Regions from separate parts of the Homo sapiens genome. Here all the other regions are linked to region 3. Evidence: chromatin contacts called from ENCODE Hi-C or POLR2A ChIA-PET data. All regions are on one chromosome and are shown on one strand. The core of a region is the stretch at or near the end of the contact, and the rest is flanking DNA. Distances in the headings are between cores, read along the strand shown. Region 1 holds the start of CDC14A (cell division cycle 14A). Region 2 holds the start of RTCA (RNA 3'-terminal phosphate cyclase). Region 3 holds the start of DPYD (dihydropyrimidine dehydrogenase).

What was found. Hi-C counts contacts between places; a loop is a spot of excess contacts on that map. ChIA-PET counts read pairs that join two places held with the same protein, here RNA polymerase II (POLR2A). Pooled maps may share reads with other maps.
Region 1: a pooled map shows a loop between it and region 3 (10-fold over the local background). The contact joins the promoter of CDC14A here to the promoter of DPYD in region 3. A Hi-C loop is called at or near these places in 6 of 50 pooled maps. POLR2A ChIA-PET finds 5 or more read pairs at or near these places in 2 of 52 experiments (CD8-positive, alpha-beta T cell and naive thymus-derived CD4-positive, alpha-beta T cell).
Region 2: a pooled map shows a loop between it and region 3 (4-fold over the local background). The contact joins the promoter of RTCA here to the promoter of DPYD in region 3. A Hi-C loop is called at or near these places in 1 of 168 maps with a recorded cell type or tissue (CD8-positive, alpha-beta T cell) and 3 of 50 pooled maps. POLR2A ChIA-PET finds 5 or more read pairs at or near these places in 2 of 52 experiments (A673 and naive thymus-derived CD4-positive, alpha-beta T cell).

What each region holds. Positions count from the first base shown.
Region 1 is chr1:100,351,108-100,353,942 of GRCh38, forward strand. It overlaps CDC14A (cell division cycle 14A), which reads left to right and starts at 1,399. Exons shown (of 16, transcript NM_003672.4): 1 at 1,399-1,896; 2 at 2,655-2,745. The coding sequence starts at 1,848. RefSeq lists enhancers at 156-585, 626-675, 1,926-2,235, 2,276-2,525 and silencers at 1,176-1,265, 1,296-1,345.
Region 2 is chr1:100,264,623-100,267,492 of GRCh38, forward strand. RTCA (RNA 3'-terminal phosphate cyclase) reads left to right here and starts at 1,594. Exons shown (of 11, transcript NM_003729.4): 1 at 1,594-1,798; 2 at 1,902-2,002. The coding sequence starts at 1,754. It overlaps RTCA-AS1 (RTCA antisense RNA 1), which reads right to left and starts at 1,552. Exons shown (of 3, transcript NR_110435.1): 1 at 1,382-1,552; 2 at 1,207-1,295; 3 at 120-625. RefSeq lists enhancers at 1,285-1,834, 1,403-1,762.
Region 3 is chr1:97,919,498-97,922,332 of GRCh38, forward strand. It overlaps DPYD (dihydropyrimidine dehydrogenase), which reads right to left and starts at 1,537. Exons shown (of 23, transcript NM_000110.4): 1 at 1,387-1,537. The coding sequence starts at 1,425. RefSeq lists a silencer at 1,343-1,742.

The sequences.
Region 1 (2,835 bases), core at 149-2,648, 2.4 Mb after region 3:
CGCTTGTACTCGGGAGGTGGAGATTGCAGTGAGCAGAGATTGAGCCACCGCACTCCGGCCTGGGTGACAGAGCGAGACCCTGTCTAAAACAAAACACACATTAAAAAAAAAAAAACCACAAACAAAACCTGCAATTGGCCCTCGAAGGGCTGGTTCCCTCAGTCAGCTCTGCACGGGTGCGCCCCCTTTCTCCCTAGAGGTCAACAAGCGACTGCGAAGGAAAACGCCGCCACAAGTTTCTTGCTGTTTCTGGAGAGACCTCTCAGAGCGCATGCTCTTCGGATAGTCGGTCTGTAGCGCCATTTTCGTATGGAAGGGACTGCACTCTGATTAGGTACAGCCTTAGGACGCCCAGCGTTCAAGTTGTTCAAACAGTACGTAGAGCCTCGCAGAGACAAGTCAATGGCCTCTTTTAGCGGGACTCCTGCCTGGAGCGCTTCAGCTGAGACTATGTAAAGAAATTCCTTTGTGTTAACCTTCCTCCTTGGACCAGTGGACTCTCCTCTCTCTCCTGTTCCCTCCGCGCCCGCCCAGGCTGGCTCAGCGGTCTCGCCCCGCCCCTCCGGGACCGGAGCACTGTAAAGATTAGGCATCTGTGATGCTTTTGCGCTCACATTGGCGGCCCAGATGAGAGGGCGTGGAGAACCAGATGGGAAACTTTTTGTCCCGTGAGAACAAAGTACAAGTTATATCAGAGTCTGGTATGTGTAGAGGAAACCAATACATGTACTGTGAGCTAGGAGCTGGTGCTTCTTTTTCAATTGTATTTTTTATAAAGATGCAGACCCCCTCAGTGTTGGGCGTGGGGGGTGGCTGAAATGTTAGCTAGAGGCGAGGCAGGGCACGGAGATCTGAGGTTTTTACGAGTGTGTGTGTGTGTGTGTGTGTGTGTGTGTGCGCGCGCGCGCGCCCTACAAGAGTTTAGAAGAGCATGGGTGAGTGGGCGAGAAAGAAAGAGAATGAGAGAGAGAGAGAAAAGAAATCTGGAGTGGGACAAGACTTAGAGGGTGCAGAAAAGAAAGGGGGCGCCAGCACATCCTAGCCTCCGAGGCCGCGACAGCGCCTTTGGCGATGTCCACTCTCAACCCCGCCGTTTCATTCATAAGTTTCTGGCCTACAGGCCCCGCCCGCTCCCCTGGGCCGAGGGCCCCGTTTCCTGAACAGCAATTGGTGGACGGCAACAAAGCCTTAGCAACCGGCTCCTAGTGACCCGCGGGGCGCCTGGTAACTGGGGCTGCTGCGGAGAAAGGAGCGGGGCTGTCCCTTTAAGGGATGGCCGCGGAGTCGTGAAAGTGGAGGGGGCTGAGGGAGGGCGGGGAGGAAGGTCTGGGGGCGGACCCAGGGGGAGGAGGAGGAGGAAGAGTAACTGCTGAAAGGAGGTGGCGAAGGAGGATCCGGAGCAGCTGCTGCCAGCCCGCGGGCACTGAAGTCCTCCCGGCTGCCGCTCGAGTAGCCACGGGCGCGATCGGGACCAGAAGTCTCCTCCTCCATGATCACTTTGGAAGCCGGGGGAAGACTTTGCCCTGCCCTGAGAGCTGGTCTGCGTTTCCCAGGCGCGGCGGCGGCGGAGCAGCAGCTGCAGCAGCCGAGTCCAAATAGGAGCGGCCACAGCCAGGGGCGTGAGCGCCCCGCGCGGAGCGAGCTCGGGTTCCCCTCGGAATGTCCCCGGGGCGCCCGGCGCGCTGACCCCGAAGCCGCCTCCGCCTTCGGCGCCTGCTGCCTCCCTCGGCCAGGCTTGTTGTTCGGGACTGTGAGCTTCCTGGCTCCTGGGCAGTGGGGAAGCCCCCGGGGGCGAGTGACTTCAGCTGGCCACGACCCAGCCCTCCCCCGTGCGTATCTCGCTTAAGATGGCAGCGGAGTCAGGGGAACTAATCGGGGCTTGTGAGTTCATGAAAGGTGAGGAGCAGCCGCCCCGCATCTTCCAACGCTTTCTTGCCCCCAACTCTTCACTTCCCGCGCCACTGTCCCCACCTTCTCCTGAGGCTGCCAGTGTCCTGCAGCCGCTGCGCGCGCTCTCGTCCCCTCTAGGGACTCTCCTTTCTCCGAGGACCCCCTGCTTCCGGCTTCTCTTTCTTGTGTCCCTTGCTCCCTCTGCAGCTCCCTCGGATGGCCTCTCGGCCTCGTAATGGGACAGCACCGGCTTCTGCCCGTACTCCGGCACTCAGCAGCTCATGGGGAGCCTGCTCCGGATGCTCACCGGTCACCTTTACTCCACCATCGCAGGCTTCGGTTTTCGGGACACCCCCAACCACACCCCCCAAGTCTCTCTCCCTTCCTCTTTTTCAAATCTCCGAAGCTGCGTCGGGAGGCTCACCTCTTTCTTCCCCTTCTCGCAGCTGCTGAGGTCTGGAGATTTGGGAACCAAACTTGCACCTCCAGTTCTGCGGGTACCCCCAGCTCCTGCCTACTCTGCTGGCCTGAAACAAGGGAAATGTGGGTGCTCTGAGCCCCGCTGAGTTCCTCGGTCAGGTCCTCCTCTTGCCTAACTGTTGTGCTCTTGAGTCTCTAGCTTTCTGGGAGGGATGAGGTTTCTGCAAGAATTCCACGTGTTAATGGGGTCTTTAAATTGTGATCCTTCGTATGTTACCACCCACCTTCACTTCCACTTCTCTACTTCTCATATGTTTTTTCTGTCTTTTAAACTTGTCTTTCAGATCGGTTATATTTTGCTACTTTAAGGAATAGACCAAAAAGCACAGTAAATACCCACTATTTCTCCATCGATGAGGAGCTGGTCTATGAAAAGTAAGTTTATGTTTTGTTTTTTTTTCTCTTGGCCATTCAGCTTGTTCTTTGACGAGGAAACACTATGCACTTTTATGGCAGTTTTATTCA
Region 2 (2,870 bases), core at 344-2,843, 2.3 Mb after region 3:
TTGTACTTTTGTACCTACTCCCTGTTCTTACACCCCCTCCCCTTTTGAAACCCTTAATAAAAACTTGCTGGTCTGAGACTCAGGCGGGCATCATGGTCCTACCGATATGTGATGTCACCCCCGGTGGCTCAGCTGTAAAATTCCTCTCTTTATACTGTCTCTCTTTATTTCTCAGCTGGCCAACACTTATGGAAAATAGAAAGAACCTACGTTGAAATATTGGGGGCGGGTTCCCCCAATAAAGATGTCAGATAGGGGTACAGCTTTTTTATATTCCATCCCTACCATCATTGCCTTACTTCAACTTCTGATTATTTCTTGCTGGATAATTGTATCATTGGCATTTCTCCCTTCAGGCTCTTAAGCCTCTTATTCACCCTTCTCCTACTGCCAAAGCCTTCATTTTAAAATGCAAGTATCATTACTTCTCTGATTAATATCTTACGGCAAATTCCAGATTTGGTTAAGTACATAGTCTGTGTGTTCCCTAAAACATTCTCTGTCGCAAAGCAGCAGAGCGTTGGGATTACCAGACAGTGGTGTTCACATCAGACCACCCAGGTTCACATCTCAGTCTTCTAGTTAAAATTGTGTGACCTTGTAGCAAATTGTTTAACACAGGAAGCTGTAAAACAGTAAAAACAGTAAGTACTTTATCATGTTATGAATGCATGCAGTGCACAACACCTAAGTGCTCAATAAGTGTTGCCTGTTATTGTTACAGTATATTATTAATATATTGTAATTGTCCCCATAATAAACTCTAAATACAGTACATGTTAATTATTATTGAGGATGACATTGTAATTGATTACGTCTCAGTCTCTCCATTATACCTCCAATAACTTCGGGGGTAGAAGCTGAATTACTCTTTTTTGCTTCCCTAGAGGTTTACATATTATTTGGTACTCAATTATGTAGGAACTGAGCCACAGGCAGAACCAAGAAGCTGGCTATTGCTTCTGCCCTCGCCTGAGGTGAATTGTTAGCTGCACTGTTCCTGGGAGTCAAGAGCTTGCACTCACTCTCAAGCAAAATGGCATAACTTTGGCTTTTCAGAATATTAAACTAGTGATTCTGCCTTTCCCGCCTCTCAAATAAATGGTGTGTCACCCTAGAAAGAAAGATAACACACTCCGCATACACAAACACGCACACCGCAAGGAACCAAAGGCCAAGAGTATCAATGTACCAGGGCGCACACACTTCGAGAGACAGGTTCGGTGCATCGCAGGATCCCAATCTTTCTTGCATCTTCAGCTCTAAAAGTCGGCACCTCGGGGTATGCCAGGATCCTCGAGAAAACAGATATAAACACATATTTACCCACAAAACAGAGATAAAGCACAAGCCTGCGGGATAACTGGAGGAGTTATCTTACAGTTGAGACTTTCTGCAACCTGCAGATTTTGCCGTGCCCAGGGCACAAGTTTTTCAGGGCTCCTGGGCACCCCCGCGACCGTCATCTCACTTCCCCGGCAGCTTCCTCGCCCCGACCGCAGTGTTCCCAGCGCGGCTCCTTTAAGCCGAGCTACGCGCATGCGCACTGACTGCGGAACTGGGCGAACCCGGGGGTTCGTTTCTGCTGACTCCAGTGTCCCGAGAGGCGCCGCTTCTTCCGCTTTCTCGTCAGGCTCCTGCGCCCCAGGCATGAACCAAGGTTTCTGAACTACTGGGCGGGAGCCAACGTCTCTTCTTTCTCCCGCTCTGGCGGAGGCTTTGTCGCTGCGGGCTGGGCCCCAGGGTGTCCCCCATGGCGGGGCCGCGGGTGGAGGTCGATGGCAGCATCATGGAAGGGGTGAGTACAGAGCGAAGCGGCCGGGGCTGCAGCCTAACTAAGGAGGGGAGCTCTCACCACCGGTGTGCTTACTTCTCTTCTCCCTGTACCCCAACCTTTGCAGGGCGGCCAGATCCTGAGAGTCTCTACGGCCTTGAGCTGTCTCCTAGGCCTCCCCTTGCGGGTGCAGAAGATCCGAGCCGGCCGGAGCACGCCAGGCCTGAGGTAAATCTGGCTGGAGGGGGAGTTGGGCCGTGAAGCTGGGGGATCGGGGGGTCGGGCTGCCGGGCTGGGGCATCGGGAGTCCGAGTGGTGGAACCCAGAAGGTCCCAGACGCAGGTATGGGCGATCCAGGGCGGGGCACTCTGCCTGGGCGGTGGCCTGGGTTGTAAAGTCTTGAAAGCCTGGAGGGGTGAGTTTAGAAATGGTCTCGAGTTTTCTCTGTTTGACTAAATAGTGTCATTTGCTGAAGAGCTAGCTTTTAAAATGTTTTCTCACCTCACCGGGCATTCCAAATATCCGAACAGCACGTATGAGCTGGCAAGATAGATAGGGCAGAAATGCTTGTGACGCCAGAGGAAACCCTGTTTTATAACCAGTGCATTCTGGTTCTGCTGTCAGTTTTAGAATCATAAAACAGGAAAGAATCCTGAGATGTGTTATCCCAGCCTTCATTCATACCTCCAGAGAGCTGTTATGACCAGAATTATCTGTTGTGGAGAGGGAAACACCTTGACATTTGACCTTATTTCTTCTGTCTGGGTAGCTGGGCATGCCACTAGTTGAGCTTCAGGTACATGCACCTGCTAGAAGAGGACCCAGGTTTGAAGCCACACTGATTGCTTTGTATGTATTCTGTATTTATTACATTTTAATAAATCAGCGGTCTCAGTCTTTTGTCTACAGTTTTGAAATTACCAAAAGGCAATTACTGATATGTTAATGTTAATTGCCTTTGTCATAGTTTGCAGCCCTCCAGTTCACCAACAGGGGAATCCAATTCATTAGGCTGTAGGTGTTGTATTAGTTTGCTAGGGCTGCCATAACAAAATGCCACACACAGAGTGGAGCTTAAACAACAGAAATTTATTTC
Region 3 (2,835 bases), core at 287-2,786:
AAAGCCACCCATCCTAAGTCAACTCCGATATCTTAAATCAATACTGCCTTAATACTGTCAGAAGCTTGTTTTTCGACTTAGTAAATAAAATTTTTTAAAAAGTTAAGTCAAAGTCACAAGGACCAAAAAGGAATAGACTACCCTAAATGAAATATAGAAAAAGACAAGTATCTATTATCCTGCACACAGATGAACAACTATTTGTTAAATATATCATATTGCTCAATATCAAAAAGTCAACTCTCCAAAACAGAAACCAAAAGTAAACTAACCAGAGATGTCCACATAATACACTTTGGCTCTTGTTACTAAAATGATTTTTCAAACCAAGTTATGGAGCCTGGAGAAAACAGGACTACTTCCTCCCAGAATATAAAGTTTCTTCAATTACGGAGGCAAAATGTGGCAAAAGCAGCTATTTTGCAAACAGGTGGTTTGCAAAACTTTTACTTAAGCCGCCAAAAGGACTGACGAAAGGAAAATTTTGTTATTTCTAAAGAAAACACACACACACATAATTTTCTACCAGAGTAGAAGACTCAAATAAAGAAAAGCCCCAAACAAAACAGAAAACTAAAAATCAGTTTGTCTTAGCTCAAAAGTGCTGACCTAGGTTTAGTATGTGTAAAATCACTGTTGATAATTAAATCCTTTTCATCGCATATATTAAGATACTAGAGAGAAAGGAAATGCCATGTCGTTTCAGGTAGGACCTTATTTACATAAAAAAAGATTTTTTTTAACAGAAACGGAGTGCAAGAGGGAATCAAAAACCGTTGAGAGGAGAGAAAAATACAGTTAGTTTTTCTGAGGGCACTGCATTTTTCATGTTCTGAATACTTCGTTCCATTCTCTCCATGTTAAATTATTTCATAAACAATACTATGACTAGAGGCGACTGCTACAGCTGACACACAGATGTTTTATTTCTATGCTTCACCTTTGCAAATAGCAGGATTCAGCTATTGGAAATGGGGGCAGTGGAGGTGTCCAGAAACGACATACAGGAGGTGAAGGGGTAGAACGTGTGGGAAATGGGCACTCCTACCCCCTAGAGTCCACCTCTCTGGAACTCCAGTGCTTCTTCAGTCACTGACATTCAGAGGAGGACAAGACAGGCTTCCTGAAATCTCTTCCGAAGTAAACAGGTCCCGACGCAAAGGGCAACCCCTCCAGTAGCGGAAAGTCCTCCCCTGAGCTCCCCGCCTGCCCACGCGGGCCTGTGGCTCCGCGCTCCTCCGCTCCCCCGCAGAGCTCCCACGGGGGAAACTTTCCCGCGTCTCTCACTCTCCGGGGTGCGGGGGCCGCGGGGGCCTCCCCGGCACCTACCCGCAGAGCACTCCCCACCACCCCGCCACCACCGACGAGCCGGCGCGAAGTCCGTACCTCGATGTCCGCCGAGTCCTTACTGAGCACAGGGGCCATGGCAGTGCCTACAGTCTCGAGTCTGCCAGTGACAAACCCTCCTTGCGTCCTCAAGCTCCAGCCAGAGAGCCAAGTGACAGCAGCCGGAGCGCGAGTCGAAAACAGGCAGACTAGGGCCGGCGGCGCGGGGGCGGAGCGGGCGCGGGGCGGCAACGCCCCCGGGGCGGGGCTGCGCTCTCGGTCCTGCGGCTCCCGCGCCAGGCACGGCAGCCGCAGCCCGGCCTTCCCAGTTCAGCCCGCTCCGCGCCCCAGCCTGCAAGCAGAAGGGAGGGAGGGAGTAGAGCACCCGCTCTGGGGACTGGCCTTTAATCTCTAAACTGCTAAAAACAGAGCTAGGCAGGCGGGGCCAGATAGGAGGGATCCCCAGGCAAAGGTAAAAGCAGTCCGCGCTCCAAGCAACAACTTGCACTTTTTCTTTTCTTCCACAGAAACCCCGCGAGATGTAGATACATTGTTTGAGGGGCAACTGCATTTTCAGGAACTCCTCAAGGATGAAATAGTAGATGTTCCTCCATCCATCCACCAAGTAGGTGGGCGGGGTTTGAGCTGCAGTGGAGGATACCAAAGCACCGGTCTTCTGAGAGTTCACAGCCCCAGCGGGGAGGGGAGGGAGGCGAGCAAAAACATCCACAGCCCGCAGCAGCATACAGGAAGTGCTGCAGGTGGTACATAATCAAGGTTGTCTTTTTGCAGGAAAGTCTCATTTTAATGGTTATTTTTTTAAATATTTTTTATTCTAAAACGTGAAACTCTTTTGAAAAGTTGCTCTTCGTTTTTGCTCTAGAGCTTGCTGAGGAGAAGGGAGAGATTTCCTGTAGAGTTGGTCCCAATCCAGAAAACATTCACCTCGTTTTTTGAGGATATGTGTACTCCAGACCTCTCTCCTTTTCTCCCCGCCCCCCCCCCACCCCTGTTAGATGCATCCCACCTCTCTTCTACCATAACACTTTCTACTTCCGTTAGGACATTTGCGGCACTCCTTCATGCACTTGGCTAGGTAGTGACACCTTGGAGTCAAGTATTTCTCCCTTATTATTTTTTCATTAGTCCATTCATCGTTTTATTCAACGAATATGTTTATTGAGCATTTTCAATATGCCAGACACAGACACTGTGCTAGGTTCTCCGGATATAGTCTTCAAGAATACACATCACTGTCATGGAGATTATACTCAAAATAAGCAAGTAAGAAAATGTGATGCCTGCTTGTAAGATAAAAGAAAAATAGGACAGAATAACTAGGGTATGGGTACCTTGCGTGGTTGAGAAGGCTTCTCTGAACAAACCATCAGATTACCTTCCAGAACCTGGAAATTACTAAAAGACAGATACATTTTTCTTGAATCAAATATTAACAGACACTAGAAAGTTAAATGGAAACCTTAGAATCATCTTTGACTCCTTTATCCT